2 separate regions of the Homo sapiens genome follow, and region 1 is linked to region 2. A link is a contact called in ENCODE Hi-C or POLR2A ChIA-PET data. All regions are on one chromosome and are shown on one strand. Each heading gives the region's core, a stretch centred on a gene start or an enhancer-like site at or near the end of the contact. The rest is flanking DNA. Distances are from core to core; before and after follow the strand shown. Region 1 has its middle 42 kb from the start of TRIM42. Region 2 overlaps CLSTN2 (calsyntenin 2).

The links. A loop is a pair of places that touch in the nucleus more often than their neighbours do. ChIA-PET counts read pairs that join two places held with the same protein, here RNA polymerase II (POLR2A). Pooled maps may share reads with other maps.
Region 1: a map of chondrocyte shows a loop between it and region 2 (3-fold over the local background). The contact joins two enhancer-like sites. A Hi-C loop is called at or near these places in 1 of 168 maps with a recorded cell type or tissue (chondrocyte) and 1 of 50 pooled maps. POLR2A ChIA-PET finds 5 or more read pairs at or near these places in 2 of 52 experiments (Panc1 and activated CD4-positive, alpha-beta T cell).

The regions. Positions count from the first base shown.
Region 1 is chr3:140,717,256-140,721,963 of GRCh38, forward strand. No RefSeq gene overlaps it. Among named protein-coding and RNA genes, the nearest start is that of TRIM42, 42 kb to the left of the region's middle. Within about 2 kb of position 3,161, at least 4 of the 41 ENCODE cell types and tissues checked have a DNase peak (open chromatin) inside an H3K27ac peak, as active enhancers do.
Region 2 is chr3:140,419,529-140,423,859 of GRCh38, forward strand. CLSTN2 (calsyntenin 2) reads left to right here. Exons shown (of 17, transcript NM_022131.3): 5 at 1,597-1,746. Among named protein-coding and RNA genes, the nearest start is that of CLSTN2-AS1, 87 kb to the right of the region's middle. RefSeq lists an enhancer at 3,434-4,331. Within about 2 kb of position 1,348, at least 3 of the 41 ENCODE cell types and tissues checked have a DNase peak (open chromatin) inside an H3K27ac peak, as active enhancers do.

The DNA of each region.
Region 1 (4,708 bases), core at 1,911-4,410, 300 kb after region 2:
TTATCCTAATGGAGTCTGGCTCAAAAGTAGTGTCTGCCAGATCAGCAAGAGGATGCAGGTATTCCTTTGGGGGAAAAAAGTAGAGGGTACAGGAGCCAGTAGCAGGGAGGTGGGGGGAATGGGAGAAAGAGCAAAAAGTCAAGGACCTTCTTTCTCACCGAAAGGCCCTAAGTTTGGGTCACCTACACTGGGAGGAGGAGAGAAGTCAGATGTGAGATTAAAGTTTTGACTTATATTTGACTAGACCTTTTAATACCTGAAAATGGGACTGTTATAACTGAGAAGTGACCAGAAAGCTATGAATCTTGTTATCTGGAGGTAACATTATGGGGAGAGAAAGATCTAACAGGACATATTGGAAGACAATGATGGGAATTTAAACCGGTCAACAAAATTATTACACCATTATATAAATTATATGTGTGTATATGTATATACACAGACATATTTTTATATATGTACATATATTACAATTGTTATATATGTACATATATATACAATTGTTATATATGTACATATATATACAATTGTTATGTATGTACATATATATACAATTATTATATATAAACATGCCAATAGAGATACTTCTATTTTGATTTCTATTTGCAGAAATTGAATGTCCAGGGGTAGGTTTGAGCCAGGGCTCTGGGTTCAGCAGGGGCTCCTGTGGTGGAGGCAGATGCCTTGACTTCTCCTTTCCTTAGGTCTCTTGGCACCAACAACGGGGCTCATTCCTCGGCAAATTTTCCTTCAAATGTTCAGCCTGTGGCAATGAGATATTTTTACAGCTTTTTATTGACTATCCCCCTGAGAATTATCATTTGCTTTTACAGGGTATTACCAAGAAACAGAGGCAACAAAAACACACTGTAATTGTTCAAGCAATTTGGCTCTTCCTCTTTCATATAATGGTGAAATCAAAACCCTGGAGGCCAGAGAACTAGACCCAGGAGTCAGAAGATGGAATTCTTATCTGGTCAGTGTCCCAGACTCACTGTGTGGCTTTAACAAGGCCCTCAACCTCTCCGGGCTTCATTTTCTTTCTCATATAGATCATCTGTGAGTTATACCCCAAGCATCCTATGTACCAGGATAGTTTTTGTTGTGGAAAGACCCTCAGCTAGGTTGATAATCTATGTTCCAGTCCTTCCTATTCCACCAAGGAGCAAGGAGCACTATGACCTCAAACAAATGATTTAATGTCTTTGAGCATCAGTTTCCTTATCTTTTTTTTTGAGAGAGAGTGTCGCTCTGTTGCCAGGCTGGAGTGCAATGGCGCAATTTCGGCTCACTGCAACCTCCACCTCTCGGGTTCAAGCGATTCTCCTACCTCAACCTCCTGAGTAGCTGGGACTACAGGTGTGCACCACCGCTCCCGGCTAGTTTTTGTATTTTTAGTAAAGACAGGGTTTCACCATGTTGGCCAGGATGGTCTCGATATCTTGACCTCATGATCCGCTTGCCTCGGCCTCCCAAAGCTGGGATTACAGGCATGAGCCACTGTGCCCAGCCTCCTCATCTTTAAAATAAGAAAATAAGTCATGCCTTTCTACCTCCCAGGTTTTGCTGTTTTTTATATTTTTGTTGTCTAGTGCTACATAACATACTATCACAAAACATAGTGCTAAAATAATCCTTTACTTTGTTCATGATTATGTGGTTCAAGAATTTGAGGAAGGACCCAGCTGGTTGTTTAATCTTAGCTGTATGTGGCATCAGCTGGGGCCGCTGGAGTTGGAGGATTCCATTCTATGGTGCTTCTTTACTCTCATATCTAGCACAATGGCCTAGCACAATGGCACTTGTTGATCAATTTCCATCTCTCTCTTCTCCCTCTCTTAATCTCTCCCTCGATATCTCTCTGTCGCTATCTCTATACCTCTCCCTCCCTTCTCTTCTCTTCTTCTCCCTCTGCACATTGTTTCATCCCAGGCTCTAAACACATCTCTTGCTTTCTCTCAACATGGAAATCTCAGTGCAGTCAGACTTCTTATATGGAGGCTGCCTCTTAATGGCAGGCAGGAATAAGAAGCTCCCAGCCAATGAAGGGCAACTCCTAGAGCTGGTACAGCATAACCTCTGCTGTATTTATCCTATAGGCCAAAGTAGTCACCATCCCCACCCAGGTTCAAGGATGGAGAACTCAACCCCACCTCTTGATGGAGGAGTGCCAAGGTCACATTGCAGAAGAGCATATATTGGATGGCAGATATTAAGCCATCTTTGGAAAACAGAATCTGTCACATATTGTTTTTGTTATTATTGGAGGCAAAAATGATGGTAGATGTAGAAGCTCTAAAAAGTCAAATCATACATCAATCAAGTGCCATTATGATCCTCATTTCAGTATTTCATTTTTTTAATCTACTTATCTACTTTTATCTACAATTTATCTATTGTGACTTTGAGGTAATCAGTGGGTCAAAATCCAGATACAATGGTCTCCAAAGCATTATCTGTCCTTTAGATCAACTCCAATCAGGGACTCAGGGTAATTCCTTCAACAGGGGAACATAGGGCTTTTTTGGTTGAACAGACATACTAGACAACAATCAAGCAACTAACAACCCCAAAATCAATAGCTTAAGATAAGAAAAGTGTAACACTCCCTTACTCAGTGTCTATCACAGGTGGGCTGGGACTCTGCAGCTTAAGAGCCAGGCCCACACAGCATGACTTGCTGGACACCACAGCAAAGAGAGGGAGCACAGCGAGTCGTACACTCACTCTTAAAGGATCCCACCCAGCAGTGAGACACCTCACCTTCACTCACATTCCACTGGCCAACACAAGTCACATGGCCACATCTGACCTCAAAGAAGCAGTTGCATGCCACTTGCCACTACCTAGAAAGAGGAGAACTGGAAATACTGGAGAATTGCATTCCTAACAACAACACTTGGATTGGACATTTTCAGAGTTTTCCTCAAGGATGTTTTCAGAGCCCTTTCTGAATGCAAAAGAAGCACCCGTATAAAGTTGCAGAAAGAAAATGCATGCAGTGATACTATATTTTCCTGCTGTAATATGCTGTAATTTTTTGCCAAGCTTTTCTTCGCTGTTTCTTGTAAGATATTTCCCAGAGGAGTAACAGTGCTTGAAATCCTGACCCTGCCTGGAGATTCACTGAGAACAAAATGTTCCCGGGGGGAGTTTTACAATAGTATCCATCTGCCAGCTCCAGAGAACACATGGAGATGGCCCATGTGACCCACATTAGAGAGTCTCCACCCAAGGTTCATGTTCTGCCTTACATTGTGGCATGTTAGCAAAAGTCAGCACAGGAGAGTCCATAGAGCAGTTCAGTAGGAATCACACTGCCTGGATTCAAAACCACTATGTTCTAGCATGTGACTTTCAACAACTTATTTAACTTCTTTAAGCCTCAGTTTTCTCAGTGTGAAATGAGAATAGTAATAGTACTTACTTTTTGGAGCTGTTAGGAAAATCAAATGAGATAATATGCATAGAACACTTAGAACAGTGCCTAGAACTTCTTAAATTGCCATTGCTGTTGCTGGTGGCATGGTGTTATTTGGCCCATCTCTGCAAGCCCATGACTGGTGCTGAACCCTGTGGGAGGATTGATGGTTGCGCTCAGACAACTCATTAGACAGCATACCCAGTAAGTGCTGTGAGGCTATGAGGATGAAATTTAAGAATATGTGAAAAGCAGAGGTATTTTATATTTAACTATCATAGAATGAGAAAGTTTTGAAAGTTTTATGCATGGAACAAGGAGGTTGTTATCCCTTCTACTCAAAAATATCTCCCCTATCAACCTGTCAAGATGCCTTCATATTTTATTATCAGAAATTCATTCCTTTGGCTTAGCCATTGCCCTAACTAAATGCCTCACAAATATTTATTGAGTAAATGAGAAACACAGGAAAAAGGCTTAACAGGAACAGCCAAAGCATTTTCTTTTTTCGAGGTGTTGTCTTGCTCTGTTGCCCAGGCTGGAGGGCAGTGGCGCAATCTCAGCTCACCACAACCTCCGCCTCCTGGGTTCAAGCAATTCCCCTGCCTCAGCCTCCCAAGTAGCTGGGACTGTAGGCATGTGCCACCATGCTCGGCTAATTTTTATATTTTTAGTAGAGACAGGGTTTCACTATGTTGACCAGGCTGGTCTGGAACTCCTGACCTCATGATCTGACCCCCTCGGCCTCCCAAATTGCTGGGATTACAGGCGTGAGCCACCATGCCTGGCCCCAGCCAAAGCATGTTTTAACATACAGCTTAATAAAAAGGGCCAGAATGTTGTCCTGCCTATAATATTCTAGTCACCCAACAGGAGTAACTAAAATTTCACCACATGTGATGACATTTAAAATTCTTCCAAAGTGACTTTTTCAACTATATCACCAAAATGCTTTCTGAACCAGCATTCTTGTCTTCAGTCAGCCTCCTCTAATTTAGCCTCTAAATTATTGTAGGGTAATCTTTCTGCAAATAGATATGATCATGGCATACGCTTGTTCTGATGCCATTTGCTTCAAGATGGATATTAGTTCTTCTGTGTGGCATGGGAGACCTTCCATCATCACACACTTGGCCCCTCTTTAGCCTTGGCCTTGTCTTCTCTCTCCAGCTCCCTCATCACCAACCAACATTCTAACCCACCCCCAACACACATACACATACACACACACACACAAAATGTAGCCAGGAAGCATCCCATTCTTTGCCTGTCACCTTTACAGGAGTT
Region 2 (4,331 bases), core at 98-2,597:
GTGTATATATATACATATATACGTGTACGTATATATGTATATATACATATATACGTGTACGTATATATGTATATATACATATATACGTGTACGTATATATGTATATATACATATATATGTACACGTATATATACATATATGAATATGTATATACGTATATATACGTATATGAATATGTATATATGTATATATACGTATATACATGTATATACGTATATATACACATATACGTGTATACACGTGTATACACGTATATACACGTATACGTGTATATACGTGTATATACGTATATATACGTATATGTGTATATATATGTGTATATATATATGTATATATATATATGTCAGCCATTACCTCTTTGTTTATTTTGTTGATTTTTTTTTTCAGACAGTCTTGCTCTGTCACCCAGGCTGGAGTACAGTGTTGCGATCTCTGCTCACTACAACCTCCACTTTCCAGGTTCAAACAATTCTCGTGCCTCAGCCTCCTGAGTAGCCGGGAGTACAGATGTGTACCATCACACCTGGTTAATTTTTGTTTTTTTAAATAGAGATGGGGTTTTACCATGTTGGCCAGGCTGGTCTCAAACTCCTGTCTTCAAGCCATCCACCCACCTCAGCCTTCCAAAGTGCTGGGATTACAGACGTGAACCACTGCACCCAGCCTATTTTGTTCATTTGTTTTTTAATTTCAGTTTTTAAAATTTAGTTTCTGGTAAACGATGATAACATTTGAGTTCTAATTTGCTGTCAACTCTGCCGCCAAAAAAAAAAAAAGTAGTAGGAATGAAATTATTCTCAGCAAAATATTTTAATCTATTAGAATTTAAAGCTTAAAAGTATTAAATTCACTTTAGGTCTTTATTAGTTCTTTGGAACTAAAATTGTATTTCAGCAAAAATAATGAATTAACATTTTGCTCATTAATTACCAAATATTTATTTCAGAACTATAATATGAAACCCACAGGAGCAAAAACACACAAACAACTCAGAAAAAAGTTACTTGGTCTCTCTTAGAGAAGAAAAATGTCTTCTTCGGGGCGAAAAGTGTGTTATTCTATGTCGCTTTCAGAAGGGAGGTCACACGTTTTCTTATTGATTTTACTTCCTATTTGGTAGCAAAAATAATGTGAGATGAGGCAGTGAACATTCCTGGCGACAAGCCCAGATGTTAAAAAATATGTGTCAGGACATTTTCTGAATTCCATCTTTTTCCCAGAGATATCCTTGCAGATGAATGGTCTTTGCCCTACATCAGGGACACAATCACACGGCTGTACTTCAGGAGGAAGTCTTCTGGCAGCCCATTACTTATAAACACAAGCCAGCTGGATTCCAGGCGTGTGCTCGAAATTCCCTGGCAGTCCTATTGCGCAGCTAGGTGGCTTCAGCCAGTGGGTTCCCAGGAATTTGCCACCAAAGCATAAGCACGCTACAAGTGGAGCCATGCTCCTGTTTGCCCTTGTTTTTACAAAGAGATAAGGAAAAGGGTCACTTTCTTCCTGTGAAGGTGGGTGGAGTGGAGAAGAGATTTGGGAGAAGTACAAGTGCAGTTAAATTGACCTGAAATGCTTTTGAACATCTCTGTTCCTCAGGCAACATCAGGAACACTGAGAAGCTGAGCTATGACAAACAACACCAGTATGAGATCCTGGTGACCGCCTACGACTGTGGACAGAAGCCCGCTGCTCAGGACACCCTGGTGCAGGTGGATGTGAAGCCAGTTTGCAAGCCTGGCTGGCAAGGTGGGCCTGTTTTATCAGTCTTGTGTGAAGGCAGCATGGTCTGATGTATAGAAGGTGGTGTACTTGTCCTCAAATCATCACAACACATAACTTTTTAAAGTACAGTCACTTTGCTGTGAGAAATAAAGTAGCTTGCTTATTCTCACAACTCTTAGGTGATATATTATCCCCATTTTTCAGCTGAGAATGTCGAAGACATCTCCTCTAACCTCATGTGCCCAGTTTGTCCAGTGCTCCCTTTCTCCAATCTCATGACATCTTCGATCAATAGTAATTATCTCACAGCATGTAGGAGAAATTGCCAGCAAGCCTATTCACTTTACCCCAGGGTGCTGGGTCTACCTGATGCATTTCAAGTTTTGCATCACGGATCAACACCTGGGGAAAGTCGCCATGTTCTTTGTGCTCACACAGAATGCACACAGGCAGAGGCGGGAGACCCAGAATCCAGACTCTGGATTAGGGAATGTATAAAATGTTGACTCTGGGAATGAAGAAGCAATGGCTTTGGATGGAGGTGGATTTTTGTGTCAGTTTAGAGCTCTTAGAATGCAAAGGAAACTAAATGCTTAGGTCACCCTTAGATAACAGTTTATCACTGAACTGAGGGCAAGTAAGGAAGGTGAGGACAGCTGCATAGATGGACCTTACAGAGATTTGAGTGATTTGTGGAATAATAATAGCTTTAGTGGTGATGCCAATAGATCTGGTGGCTGAGCAGGGATTCTAGAATTATCTCTGCACCATTATTTTGGCTGCCCGATGACTCCCTCTCTCTACTTCATGTGTTGAAGATGCTGCAGGCTATTGCTTACTCATAACTCATAAACTGCTTCATTTCTGTGTACTGCCTTCTCTTGGTGTGTCTTTAAGCTTCTGCCTCCCTCTTATATTCTCATATTTTCTCTCTTTCTTTCTCTCTCTCTCTCTCTCTCTCTCTCTCTCTGCTATCTTTAATTCTTAAATTCCCCAGAAAGAGTTGGTGTTAATCACTCACATCCCTGTAGGGAAGACTGATGCCAGACCACCCTATAAATCTCTGGTCAGTCTTTGAATGACTGTCTTTTAGTCAGTTATTCATTCCTAATCCAATTCATCAGGGTCAGATTGGCAGGACATCATGGTACAAAGTAAGGACACCTGTTTCAGAAGCTGCCTGACATCATTCCCCTCAGAAGGCAGTTCTCAAAGCACTCCTCCCTTGCACAACTTGATCTCCCTAAAACTTAAAACTGAAAAGATCGGAAGGGGTAATTTAACCCACCTCTGGAGAGAGCCAGAGTTGTATGCCTTTGAACAAAGTAGAAAAGATGAAATGCTCAGTAAAGGAACCACAGGTAAGGCACATGAGAGGTAAAGAACAAAGCAGAGTCATCTTTGTGTCAGTCTGTTAGGATCAAGGAAGAGACATAGAAAGAAGGACAAGCCAGAGTGGGAAACTTTGTTTTCCCAACCTCAGGGAGCCTGAGCTCTGATTGGCTATAACACTAGACCCGAGGACCCTGCAGACAGAATTCTGTCTTGTTCACCACTGAATTTCTCAAGCTTGGTGCAGTGTCTAGTGCCAATTGTGGGTGCTCAAGAAATAGTCATTGAATGAATGAATGAATAAATGAATGAATGAATGAAAGAAAAGGTATATGAGTTAAGAAGAACTCACCTTGTTTTGTTTTTAACTCATGAAGATTAGCTCCAATGAACGTGTGGCCTTTGAAGAGAAAACCTGGAAAGTATATATAAACTCTGTATGCATGAAATATGTTCACAATGAGAATTTAAGTAGGAAAAGCAAAACACACAGCTATGTCAGAAGAATAGTCCCAATGCTTCTTTGACTTTGACAAATGAGGCACCTACAGATGTGTGATTACATTTTTATTCCTAAATTTAAATATAATTTCCTAACAGAATTTGTACTTATTAAATGTATGCAAGGAAAAACCTGGTCACAATGTTTAACTCTACGAGTGAAGAATGTATTGAGCACCACCTTATAGCGCACACTGCTGTTTGCAGCTCTGGACAAATCTTGTTGGGCAAGGCCGGTGCCCATCTGCTATTATGTCTCCAGTGCCCAGCACACTCCAGTGCCCAGCACAGAACCAGACATGAGGCAGGCATTTAGCAAGTGTTTAATGATGGAGAAATGGTCAGCAAAACTTTGGTTAAAAAAATGTACCTTTCTGTGGAATAAAGAAAGCAGGGAAGAGGCAATTCCCTGCATCCATTCATAGTGTCGGGCACAGTGATTTAAACACATGTAACATCAGAATCAACTACTTCATAGTGGCTTCCCTGCCTTAGCTGTGTGGGATATGATGAGGTTTCTCTTCAAAGAGCCTAATCAATCCTTTATTCTTTAATTCATAGTACCCCCCACCACCCATTTTTTCTTTTTCTCTTTTTTCCTTCCTGCCTTTGCTACATGCCCAGACATGTCACAGTACCAGGCTTATCAGTACCAGCTCACATTCCTTTCCTTATTTGGAAAGAAGACTAGCTCTCTAGCTCATTGCAGACACCCCTTCCCCTTTTCCCCTCTCTCCCTTACGTGCCCACCCTATCTAAAGAAAGTTCAAATGTTT